Linked DNA regions of Homo sapiens: region 2 is linked to region 1. A link is an interaction called in ENCODE POLR2A ChIA-PET data of the cell type or tissue named here. Cell type or tissue: PC-9. All regions are shown on one strand. Links, peaks and the distances in the headings refer to the core of each region. The heading gives the core; the rest is flanking DNA.

What was found. ChIA-PET counts read pairs that join two places held together with the same protein. Peaks named below come from ENCODE experiments on the same cell type or tissue, not always from the same donor. Only the 100,000 strongest peaks of a DNase experiment are listed, where the experiment ranks them.
Region 2: POLR2A ChIA-PET joins it to region 1 with 6 read pairs; 2 of 35 experiments call an interaction of 5 or more read pairs at or near these places.

The regions. Positions count from the first base shown.
Region 1 is chr7:107,907,177-107,915,196 of GRCh38, reverse strand. The region is part of intron 8 of DLD (dihydrolipoamide dehydrogenase); the gene reads right to left. Among named protein-coding and RNA genes, the nearest start is that of DLD, 20 kb to the right of the region's middle. In PC-9, for the core only: no CTCF peak of the experiment used is centred there; no DNase peak of the experiment used is centred there.
Region 2 is chr7:107,173,581-107,177,580 of GRCh38, reverse strand. All of the region lies in intron 1 of HBP1 (HMG-box transcription factor 1), which reads right to left. Among named protein-coding and RNA genes, the nearest start is that of HBP1, 6.6 kb to the right of the region's middle. In PC-9, for the core only: no CTCF peak of the experiment used is centred there; a DNase peak (open chromatin) is centred at 1,960.

The DNA of each region.
Region 1 (8,020 bases), core at 2,409-6,408:
ATATGTAAAATTCATAACAGAGAATAAAGTGCTACAGGAAAAATAAAACAGGAAGTAGAACTAGGACCACTGATTACTGGGATTACAATTTTAAATAGCACGTTTGGGGAAAGCCTCACTGGGAGTGACATTTGCACAAAACTTGAAGGAGTGAGGCAATGAACTACCCAGTTAACTGGGGCAAGAGTGTTGCTCTAGGCAGAGGGAAACAGCAAGTACAAAAGTCTTGAGGAAAAGGAAACAGGTTACTAAATCACTGATGTTTGCAGAATATTAAACTGGCTTCCTATTTTCTTTTCTCAACAAAGGACAAATGTTTACTTTTTCATTCAAATTATAATTTAAACTGAATGCTAGTTTATTTTAACATTTTGACAATTAGTATAACTTCTAAATAATTATATATTAAACAATACATAACTGGCAAGATGAACATAATTTCACAGCATTAAATATGAAAAACCATGAACATATCCTTTGCAAGAATGTATATTAAAATCATCTGGTAATTCAAATGAACTATAAAAGTTTACCTTCCCTAAATTAGGTGTGGGCGTTCATTTAAAAAATCTCATTAATTTCTAGTATGAAGACTGAGTTAACTAGAGGCAATATAGTGACACTAAAAATCTAACAATACGTATATATAAAAGTTAACTCAAAATGGATCATGGACCTAAATGTAAAATCCAATACTATGAAACTTCCAGAAGAACACCTAGGAGAAGAAATCCTAGAAGTGACCTTGAGTTAGGCGAAGATTTCTTTGATGTAACACCAACAGCACAATCCATAAAAGAAAAATGATAAATTGGACTTTGTCAAAATTAGAAAGTCTTAGATAACATTGAGAACACAAAAACAGAAGCCACAGACTGGGGAAAAAAATTACAAAACTTCTATCTGATAAGGGATTTATATCCAGAATATATAAAGAATTCTCCAAATTCAATAAGAAAAATTCAATAAAAAATGGACAAATGTCTGAAGAGGGAAGATATAGAGATGGCACGTAAGTACATTAAAAAATGCTCAACCCCGTAAGTCATTAGAGAAATCTAAGTTAAAACCACAATGAATTGAATTCAACAACACATAAAAAGATCATTCACCATGATCAAGCAGGATTCATCCCAGAGATGCAAGGATGATTCAACATATGTAAATCAATAAACATGATTCATCACATTAACAGAACCAAGAACAAAAACCATATGATCACTTCAACAGATGCTGAAAAAGCCTTTAATAAAAATTCAATATCCCTTCATGATAAAAACCCTCAAAAAACTGGATATAGGAGGGACACACCTCAAAATAATAAGACAAACTCATGGCCAACATCATACTGAATGGGAAAAAATTGAAAGCCTTTCCTCTAATATCTGGAACAATACAAGAATGCCCATTTTTCACCACTTTTATTCAACATAGTACTGGAAGTCCTGGCCTCAGCAATTGTAGAGGAGAAAGAAACAAAGGGCATTCGAATTGAAAAGGAAGAAGTCAAATTAATCTTTTGTGCAGACTACATGATCTTATATTTAGAAAAACCTAAAGACTCCACCAAAAAACTATTAAACTTACAAACTAATTCAGTAAAGTTGCAGGATACAAAATCAACATACAAAAATCAGTAGCATTTATATACACCAACAGTGGACAATCTAAAAAAGAAAAAAAAAAAGCAATCCCATTTGCAATAGCTATAATGAATATAAAATACCTAAGAATCAATTTAGCCAAAGATGTGAAAGATCTATACAATAAAAAACTAAAAAACACTGATGAAACAAATTGAAGAGGACACAAAAAATAGTTCATGTTCATGGACTGGAAAAATTAATATCGTTAAAATGACAATACTACCCAAGGTAATTTACAGATTCAATGCAATCCCTACTAAACTACCAATGATATTCAACTGCCAAAGTAATCCTGAATAAAAAGAAGAAAGCTGGAAACATCATATTAACCGGCTTCAAAATTTACTAAAAAGCTATAGTAACCAAAATAGCATAGTACTGGCATAAAAAGACACACAGACCAATGGAACAAAATAAAAAACCCAAATATAAATCCACACATTTTCGGCTAACTCATTTTCAACAAAGGTACCACAAACACAGTGAGGAAAAGGCAGTCTCATCGATAAATGGTGCTGGGAAAACTGGATAACCGTATGCGGAAGAATGAAACTAGACCCCTATCTCTTACCATATACAAAAGTCAAATCAAAATGGATTAAAGACTTAAATCTAAAATCTGAAACTATGAAATTACTGTAAGAAAACATTGGAGAAATGCTCCAGGACACTGGTCTGGGCAAAGACTTACTGTGTAAGACCTCAAAAGCATAGGCAACTAAAGCAAAAACAGACAAATGGGATTACATTAAGTTAAAAAACTTTTGCACAGCCAAGGAAACAGTCCACAAAGAGACAACCCACAGAAAGGAAGAAAATATTTGCAAACTATCCGACAAAGGATTAATAATCAGAATACATAAGGAGCTCAAAAAAATTCAATTTTAAAATGAGCACCAGATCCGAATAGACATTTCTCAAAAGAAAACATTCAAATAGCCAATACATGTATGAAAAAATGTTCAACATTATTAATCACCAGAGAAATGCAAGTCAAAATCACAATGAGCTATCATCTCACCCCAGTTAAAATGGCTTTTATCAAAAAGATCGCAATAACAAATGCTGACAAGGATGTGGAGAAAGGAGAACCCTCATACACTGTTAGTGGGAATGTAAGTTAGTACAGCCACTGTGGAAAACAGTATGAAGGTTCCTCAAAAAACTAAAAATAAAACTACAATATGAGCCAGCAATTCCACTACTGGGTATATATCCAAAAGAAAGGAAATCAATATATTGAAGAGGTATCTGCGCTTTATGTTTACTGCAGCACTATTCACAATAGCCAAGACACAGAATTAACTCAAGTGTCCATCAGCAGACAAACAAAGAAAATGTGGTACATATACACAATGGAATATTATTCAGCCATAAAAAAGAATGAAATTCTGTCATTTGCAACAGAACAGATGGAACTGGAAGACAGCATGTTAAGCAAAATAAGCTAAGCACAGGAAGACAAATATCGCATGTTCTAACATGTGGGAGCTAAAAAAAAAAACAAACAAACTGAACTCATGGAGATAGAGAGCAAAATGATGGTTACCAGAGGCTGGGAAGGCTAGGGGGAGAAGAGGAATGAAGAGAGGTTGATTCATCAGTACAAATATACAATTAGACAGAATAAATAAGAGCTGGTGTTAATGCAGGGTTGACTATAGGTAACAATCAATTACACATTTCAAAATAGCTAGAAGAGAATAATTCAATATTCCTAGCATTTAAAAAAATGTTCGAGGTGATGGATAGCCTAATTACCCTGATTTAATTATATGAATATATCAAATTATCACATGTACCTTGAAAAAAGTACATCTATTACATAGCAATTTAAAAAATAAAAATAGAAAAAAAAACCCCACAGTGAGTTACTACTACACAACCACTAGAATAGCTCAATTTTTAAAAAAAAATGACAATACCAAGTGTCAGTGGAAAAGCAGAGCAACAAAAATTTACGTTGCTGGTGGGATTGTATGGAAAAGTGTAACGGTGTTCCTTGAGAAGTTAAAATAATTACCATATGACCCAACAATTACACATCCAGTTATATACCCAAGAGAAATGAAAACAGATAACCACACAAAAACTTGTACACAAATAGACATAGCAGTGTCATTCATAATAGTCTGAAAGTAGAAACAACCCAAATGTCCACCCATGATGAATGGATAAACAAAATGTGCCATATCCATAGAATGAGATATTTAGCCAGATAAAGAAATGAAGTATAGATACATGCTACAACTTGGATGAACCATAAGAACATTATGCTATGTAAAGAGAGCACACACAAAATAATATTGTATGATTTCATTTATATGAAATGTCCACAATATGCAAATTCATAGACACAGTAGAATTAGTGGTTTCCAGGGGCTGAGCAAAGGGAGAAATGGAGAATGACTGCTAATGGGTAGCAAGTTTCTTTTAGGGTGATGAAAATGTTCTAGAGTTAGACAATGGTAACAGCTCTACAACTCTATGAATATACTAAAAACCTTTGAATTGTACATTTTAAATGGGTGAACTGATATGTGAACTATATCTCAATAAAGCTGTTTAAAAAGCAAACAAGACAAAAGAAAGGACCATTCTTGGAAACTGGGATAGAAGTAAATAGAGGGGAAATAATGGGAGTGTGGAAATAAGAAACATCATCTTGGAGTCTAATTCAAAGTAGGGAGTGATGAGCATAGACAAGTGCCCTACTCTTTAGGAAAACTGATTTCAAAATACTTATAGATAGGAAAACTCAATAGCATCTACCACTTACTTAGAGCTTACTAAATGCCAGGCACTGCATTAAGTGTTTTAAATGTATTAAATCCCAGCAATACTCCTGTAAGTTAGTTATTTTTATCCCCTTTTTGATGACAAACCAACTGGTTCAGAGTGGCTCATTAACAAGAACATAAGTCAGTAAGAGGCAGAGTTGAAATTCAAATTTAAATCTGTTCAATTCCAAAAAAGATGTTTTTTAACACTACACTAAACTGGAATGGAAGAAAGGCAAAATATAAAAAATGAAAATACAGTTATGTGAATAATCTTTACAAGAAAATAAATAGATATCATGACTACACAGTAAATTCTCTAATAAGTTTTTAAAAAGACATGTAAAAACTAATTCAATACAGTAACAGGTATCTAAATCATTGTGTCAAAAGACTCAAGGCTTATAAAAAACCTAAAGCAAAACTGCTGAGATGAAGAAATAGAATTATTGCTTCGAGATATTATAATGACCAACAAAAGAAAGTAAATGTTATTCCTTTTTTCTTGTTTTATCCAACTATGAGAACAAAGTAGAATGAACAGAAGAAATATTATTAACCAAGAGGCAACGCCCAAGATTAAGAACAACTGGTCATTTTTAAAGAGTTAATTCCCGGCTGGGTGTGGTGGCTCATGCCTGTAATCCCAGCACTTTGGGAGGCCGAGGCAGACGGATCATGAGGTCAGGAGTTCAAGACCAGCCTGGCCAACATGGTGAAACCCCGTCCCTACTAAAAATACAAAGAAAAATTATCTGGGTATGGTGGTGCGTGCCTGTAATCCCAGCTACTCAGGAGGCTGAGGCAGGAGAATTGCTTGAACTGGGACCTGGGAGGTGGAGGCTGCAGTGAGCCGAGATCATGCCACTGTATTCCAGCCGGGGCTACAGAGCGAGACTCCATCTCAAAAAAAAAAAAAAAAAAAAAAAAAGTTAATTCTCCCATCAACCCAATTAGAGTATGACAAAACAGGCACTCTCAGTGAACTCTGGGAACTTACTTAGCACAAGGGAACTGCCAAAAGGTGGCAGACAGGCAAATATGCCTAAATTTTCAAAAATGGAAAAGAAGAGATTCTGCTAAATACTAGAAGACATTATTAATCAGCTGGTTTCACAATCAGTAGACACTACCACAAGTGTTCCAAACAGGTCACATAAACCACTCTTACTTTCTGAAGGGTTTCTGGACTGGTGAATGTAGTATATTTTGATATCAGCAAGGTGTTAAAAAAAATTTTAAGAAAATCTCATGATATCCTTGTAGATGAGATGGAGAAACGAAGATGAATAAACATCAAAGGTGTTTATAACTGGTGAAAGACTGTACTGTCAGATGGCTTTCGATGTTTCATCCTGGTCAAAAATTTGTACTAATGACGTGAATGACAACAGAAGTTTGCTTAACCAAGATCAGATCAGATGATGGGACTGCATGCCTTAATTGTCATACTTCCAAAATTTACGAACTATGAAAAGTAAAAGCAGTTAAGTATAAGAGTGACAGAATCAAGACTAAGATATAGATTGGAATAATGAGTATGAGTGAACAAGATTAAATTAAAGCAAGAATAAAGGTTCAAAGTCACTTAGGTTTAAAAAATCAGAATTCCAAATGCGAAAAAAATGTGGTTTTTATCTGAACATAAGCTCAATGTCTGCTTTATAAAAACAACTAAACTGATTTCAAAGCATTACATTACAAGAAGTATACTATGCATATCAAAAGAAGTACTCTCTACAACCCAGAACATTATGTTTAGATTACAAGTTTTCTTAACGGACTAGACAGGATCCAAAGGTTGATGACAAAATAACAGACCTGCTGTCTAGGAGACCTAAGTACTAAACATTAAGAAAAACAATGGAGATTCAAATAGGAATTAAAAATTCGGTCCTGCCTTCAAGGAGCTTTGGTCTTATAGGAAAGTCAGCCATAGACAAACAAATGCAATGTATTATTATTAGTGGGTACTATGGAAATGTAGATATATTATACTAAGGACTCAAAAAATGAAAGACTTGAGCTTTCTTAGAAGAAAGAATTATTCACTAAAAAGATAACTTAAAAGCTGATTTTTGTTTTGGGGTTTTTTTTTTTTTTTGAGACAGGGTCTCACTCTTTTGCCCAGGATGGAGTGCACTGGCATGACCCAGCTCACTACAGCCTCAAACTCCCAGGCTCAGGTGATTCTCCCATCTCAACCTCCTGAGTAGCTGGGACTACAGGCACACACCACCATGCCCAACTAATTTTTTACATTTTTTTAGAGATAAGTTCTCACATTGTTGCCCAGGCTAGTCTCAAACTCTTGGGCTTAAGCAATCTGCCTGCCTCAGCCTCCCAAAGTGCTGGGATTATAGACATGAACCATCATGCGCATCACAAGGTCAGGAGTTCGAGACCAGCCTGACCAATATGGTGAAACCCCGTCTCTACTAAAAATACAAAAATTAGCCGGGCGTGCTGGCGGGCGCCTGTAGTCTCAGCTACTTGGGAGGCTGAGGCAGGAGAATCACTTGAACCCGGGAGGCAGAAGTTGCAGTGAGCCGAGATCGCGCCACTGCACTCCAGCCTGGGCGACACAGCAAGACTCGGACTCAAAAAAAAAAAAAAAGAAAAACAAAAATACTAACAATTAAAGGGAAGCCTAAGAAAGGGGAACTTGCATAATATGGAGAATTCAGCCCAAAGAGCAGATGTAAAAATGGAAGAATATGAAATCACAGAAGTTAGGCAAAGTGTTTCAAAGGCAAGAAAATCAGCAATGCTAATTACTGCCAAATAAAGCAGTGAAGAAATTAGTCCAACAGATTGAGCAATAAATAGATTCATGCCCTAAGAGCAATTTATTGGCACAAGCCATAGACTGAGTGAGTGGAAGTTGATGAAATAAAGCATGGACAACTCTTTTGAGAAGCTGGGTTTTGAAGGAAAAGTGCGAACAAAATTGGTAACTCAAGAAGGACATGGGACCAAGATAAGGAGCATTTATGTGCACACAAACCTGTGTTAATGAGTGCAAATGCATCACAGGTACACACATAGAAGCACATGAAATTGTAAATAAAAGGAAGGAGTTTGAAGACTGAAAAATACAAGAATAAAAATCACAAAACCAAGTCTCTGAAAAGGCAGATGATGTGCTACCAAGCACAAGTAAAGGGATTAGTCTTAGGGAAAATGGCATTTCCACAGTAATAGGAGAGGTAATCAAAAGGATAGGTGTAACAACAGGTAAAAGCATTATCAAATTTAGGACATCAACTTGAGGGAGTTCTCATCTGATTTCTCTTTTATGTAATATTTAAAAGACAAGGTCATCCACAGGCAGAGCAGACAGTATACAAGCAGAGATTTGAGAAGAGTAGAAAATGAAAATGGCCATTGCAGAGACCAGGGCAGTGTACCATCTTAGGAAATAATAAACTGTCAGCAAGGCTGAGGTTCTTGTTAAGGTTTGTGCCAAGAATTAATACAAGTACCAATGAGTAGGGTGTGTTTTTCTCCAGGTGTAGTCAACAGCCTGGAAATAGCATAAAAAAGGCAGACTGCTGCATTCAAACCGAACTAGAGTTTTGCCAAGCAGATATG
Region 2 (4,000 bases), core at 1-4,000, 740 kb after region 1:
CCAGTTTCTTCACTCTTCTAAACACTGAATTTATATTCTTATTTTTTAAAAGTATTTGCTTACATCTGATTATTTTAGATTGCTAGATACAGCGTTCTTGACACATAGCCCAACTGCATGCATATTGCCTTACTGTATGTCTAATATTCTATTTTGGATGCTATCTGCCTATATCCCTCAAAAATAACCCTTAGCCTGGGCACTGCTTTAGAGCCTTGCTCAATACTGACTATACAATTTGCTACTATTATGGTGTAGCAAAAAGGGCACTGGGTTAGATGTAAGGAAACGGGTTTTGATTCCAACTTGATCACTTACCAAATATATGACCTAAGTGACTGAGTTTCTCTTCATCTGTAAAATAGAGCTAATGATACCTGCCCTACTCTCCTCTGATAGTAGTTGTGAAGATGAAATGAAATAGTGAAAAAAGTGTAAAATGACGTCTTTTGAAATTTTTTTATCCCCAGACATAGGGCAATATTAAACATACTTTGGGTCTGTAATGTCCTAAATAGAACAGCTACTGAAAATACATAATTAACAGGTGGAAACCAGATAGCTATTCAGTTTCAACAGTCTCCTCCCTAGGAGATATTATGACAAGTCATCCAGCACATCTCCATAAAAATCATGTATCATGCCATTACTTCAAGCCCCTAAAAGATGAAATTTGGAAGAAATTAACGCTTCTCCAGTTTAGTACAATGTACTGATCACAATCAGTCTTAGCATATAGTTACAGCAAATATGCTAGGATATAACAATTTCCCCCACAGAACTAGCGACTAGAGAAAATGTGTAACACAAATCTATTTCTCAAGTATGAAATCACGATTTTAAGCCTCCACTCTCTCCCTGAAAAAAAAAAAAAAAAAAATGGAGCAAATTTAATTTCATCAGTGATTCTCTACTCTGTGGCACACGAAATCATACATATGCTTAAAAAAATGTTGTCCAGGCCCCATCCCCAGAGGATCTGATCTGTTTGGTGTGGGGTATGGCTTTGTGCACTAGTTTTTGTTTCCAGGTGCAGAATACTGAGATACACTGGGCTAAAAATGGTTGCTAAATTCCTACTTATTAAAAAAATCATTTATTTAATAAATACTATGTACAGGGCATTGTATTAGTTGCAATGCTGGATCTCACTAATGAACAATTCATCATGAGTCTGACTTTAGTGGAAAGATATAAGCAAATGACCATAGTTCTACAGAGCAGGACTTGGCTATGAATGGGTTAAAAGAAAAGAAGGGGCTAGATCAGTGGTTCACGCCTGTAATCCCAGCACTTTGGGAAGCCGAGGAGGGCGGATCACGAGGTCAGGAGTTCCAGACCAGCCTGACCAACATGGTGAAACTCAGTCTCTACTAAAAATACAAGAATTAGCCAGGTATGGTGGCACGCGCCTGTAATCCAACCTACTCAGCAACCTGAGGCAGGAGAATCGCTTGAACCCGGGAGACAGAGGTTGCAGTGAGCCGAGATCGCACCACTGCACTACAGCTTGGGCAACAGAGCGAGACTCCATTTCCGAAAAAAAAAAATGAAAAAAGAAAAAAAGCCGGGTGCGGTGGCTCACGCCTGTAATCCCAGCACTTTGGAAGGCTGAGGCGGGCAGATCACGAGGTCTGGGGATAGAGACCATCCTGGCTAACATGGTGAAACCCTGTCTCTACTAAAAATACAAAAAATTAGCCAGGCATGGTGGCGGGCGCCTGTAGTCCCAGCTACTCGGGAGGCTGAGGCAGGAGAATGGCGTGAACCTGGGAGGCAGAGCTTGCAGTGAGCTGGGATTGCGCCACTGCATTCCAGCCTGGGCGACAGAGCAAGACTCCGTCTCAAAAAAAAAAAAAAAAAAGAAGAGAGGGAGGTCTCCCAATGAGAGAAACTCACATGAGTAAACTCATATAGCTGGCAAAGTCCTAGTGAGATCAGAATATAGAATCTAGTTTTACCACAAAGTAGGATGGCCTTGTGTGTCATGTGATCATGAACACTGAGGCTATACTACTACTACTACTACTATATGGAAAGGTAGTCTAGGATCAGAGTCTTCAATTGTAGTTTAGGAAAACTATTTATTTATTTAGAGACAAGAATAGGGGCTCTGAAATCAGGCTGCCTGAGTTTAAATACCAGATTTGCCACTTACTAGCTATGTACCCTAAATAATTTACTTAAAATCTTCATGCCTTGTTTATAAAATGGCAATAAAAGTACCTACCTCACAGGCTGCTACAAAAACTCAGTGAGATCATGTAAAATGCTCAGAATAGAGCCTAACACAAAGCAAACCTTCAATGTACAGTGGCTAGTGTTATGATTAGCAATTATCAGACAATGAAGAACCACTGATGATTTTTTTTTTTAAAAGAGGTCTGACATGATCAGAACTATACTTTAAAACAGTCTCTTTGAGTCTATGGACAAAATCATACTGAAATACTGTATGAGTATGCAGGAACACCTATAATATTTTAAGGAGGGTATTTTTTTTTTTAAAGAGAGCACTCACATTCCCAGTCTCTATGAAAGCCACCCGTCTCCAGCTTCCTTTGCAATGGTTCTCAGTGCAGATTCCTTATTTATTAACTCTTAAGAGAGAAACTAGTCATACTATGTGAGTTCTTTAAACACCTAATATTAACAGTTTAGATAGGAGATTTTAACTCTTTCCATAGAAGTATTTCTGGCATCTTAAGTATACAGAATATAATTTAACCTATTTTGATAACTAAAAATCCTTATGAATATCCGTACTATGCTTCACATACAGATGTGAGCTGCACAGTCAACCTTATCTGAACTGAAAACATTTCCCATTTTTACCTTTATTATGAAATTTAGAAGCTGCACTACACAGGTATCTCTCTTCAGAGCTATCCTCTGTGTATGAACAGTGCTGTTCTTGGGGTCCACAGAAGCACAGCTGCAGTCTGTCTTGTCTTCCCCCTCCCTCTGCAGAGCTCTTTGGTTTCCTCATTCTTTCCAGCTAGAACTTTTTTCTTCCCTACAGCAGGTCCTGCAGTTTCCAACATTCACCAAGTATAGTACACTAACGTCTCTTTGCAACTTCTATCATTTCTTCAGCACTTTGTCTTAGTTATCAACCACCATCCCAAAACTCCTTAAATGAAGTTGGAAAAAGACATTATTTTAATTTCAAAACAGAGCTACCTATAAATAACCAAAAGAACCAAATAAATATTTACTGAATATAAGTTCTATGTGTTCACACCTCTCATTGCTCAAGGCTATCAGAAGTTTGGTCCTGAGAAAACTGAAGTTCTGCTACTGTAAAGCTACCATACAGTAAGAGAAGCTACACTTCAAGACAACAGACTTCAGTTTCACTCTTACTAGCTGTGTAACCGGGGACAGGTCACTCACTCAATCTCAGACTCACGGTCGGTCCCTCTACTTACCTCACAGGGCTATTCTGAGAATTCAATATATGAAAACAAAATTCAAAACTACATACAAATGGAAATTTTCTGTCTCTTCTGTCTATTCTCAACTATTCTGAAGAAAGAAAGCAAGGTCTCCAATACAATAAAGGAATACCAGGGAAGCCCTTACATTTCTTACTCCCCTACATATATTATACCAATTACATACTCATTTTGATAAACAAGCTCCTCTTTCAAATATCTCCTGGTAGAGCTAACCCTATTGTTCATTCATGCTTTTGTATACTGCTTTGGTATCAGATTCAACACAGCTTGCCTTGTATTTTAGTTAACTCTGCACATGTCATCTCTTCACGAGATCAGTGATTCTCAGTATCTATTTTCCAGAAGTTGTACTCTGAAATGTCATGTTCAGTGTTACAAATTTTACTTTCTTAGAATGCCCCATTGCTTTTGGTATGCAAACTTCCAGAAGCAAATATCCACAAAATCTTAAGACAGGAGAGAAAGAGAGAACTAGAAAAACCTAAGTCTCAATGAATGAAGAAGGAAACAGTTTTACAAAATGCTTACCTACACAGCAC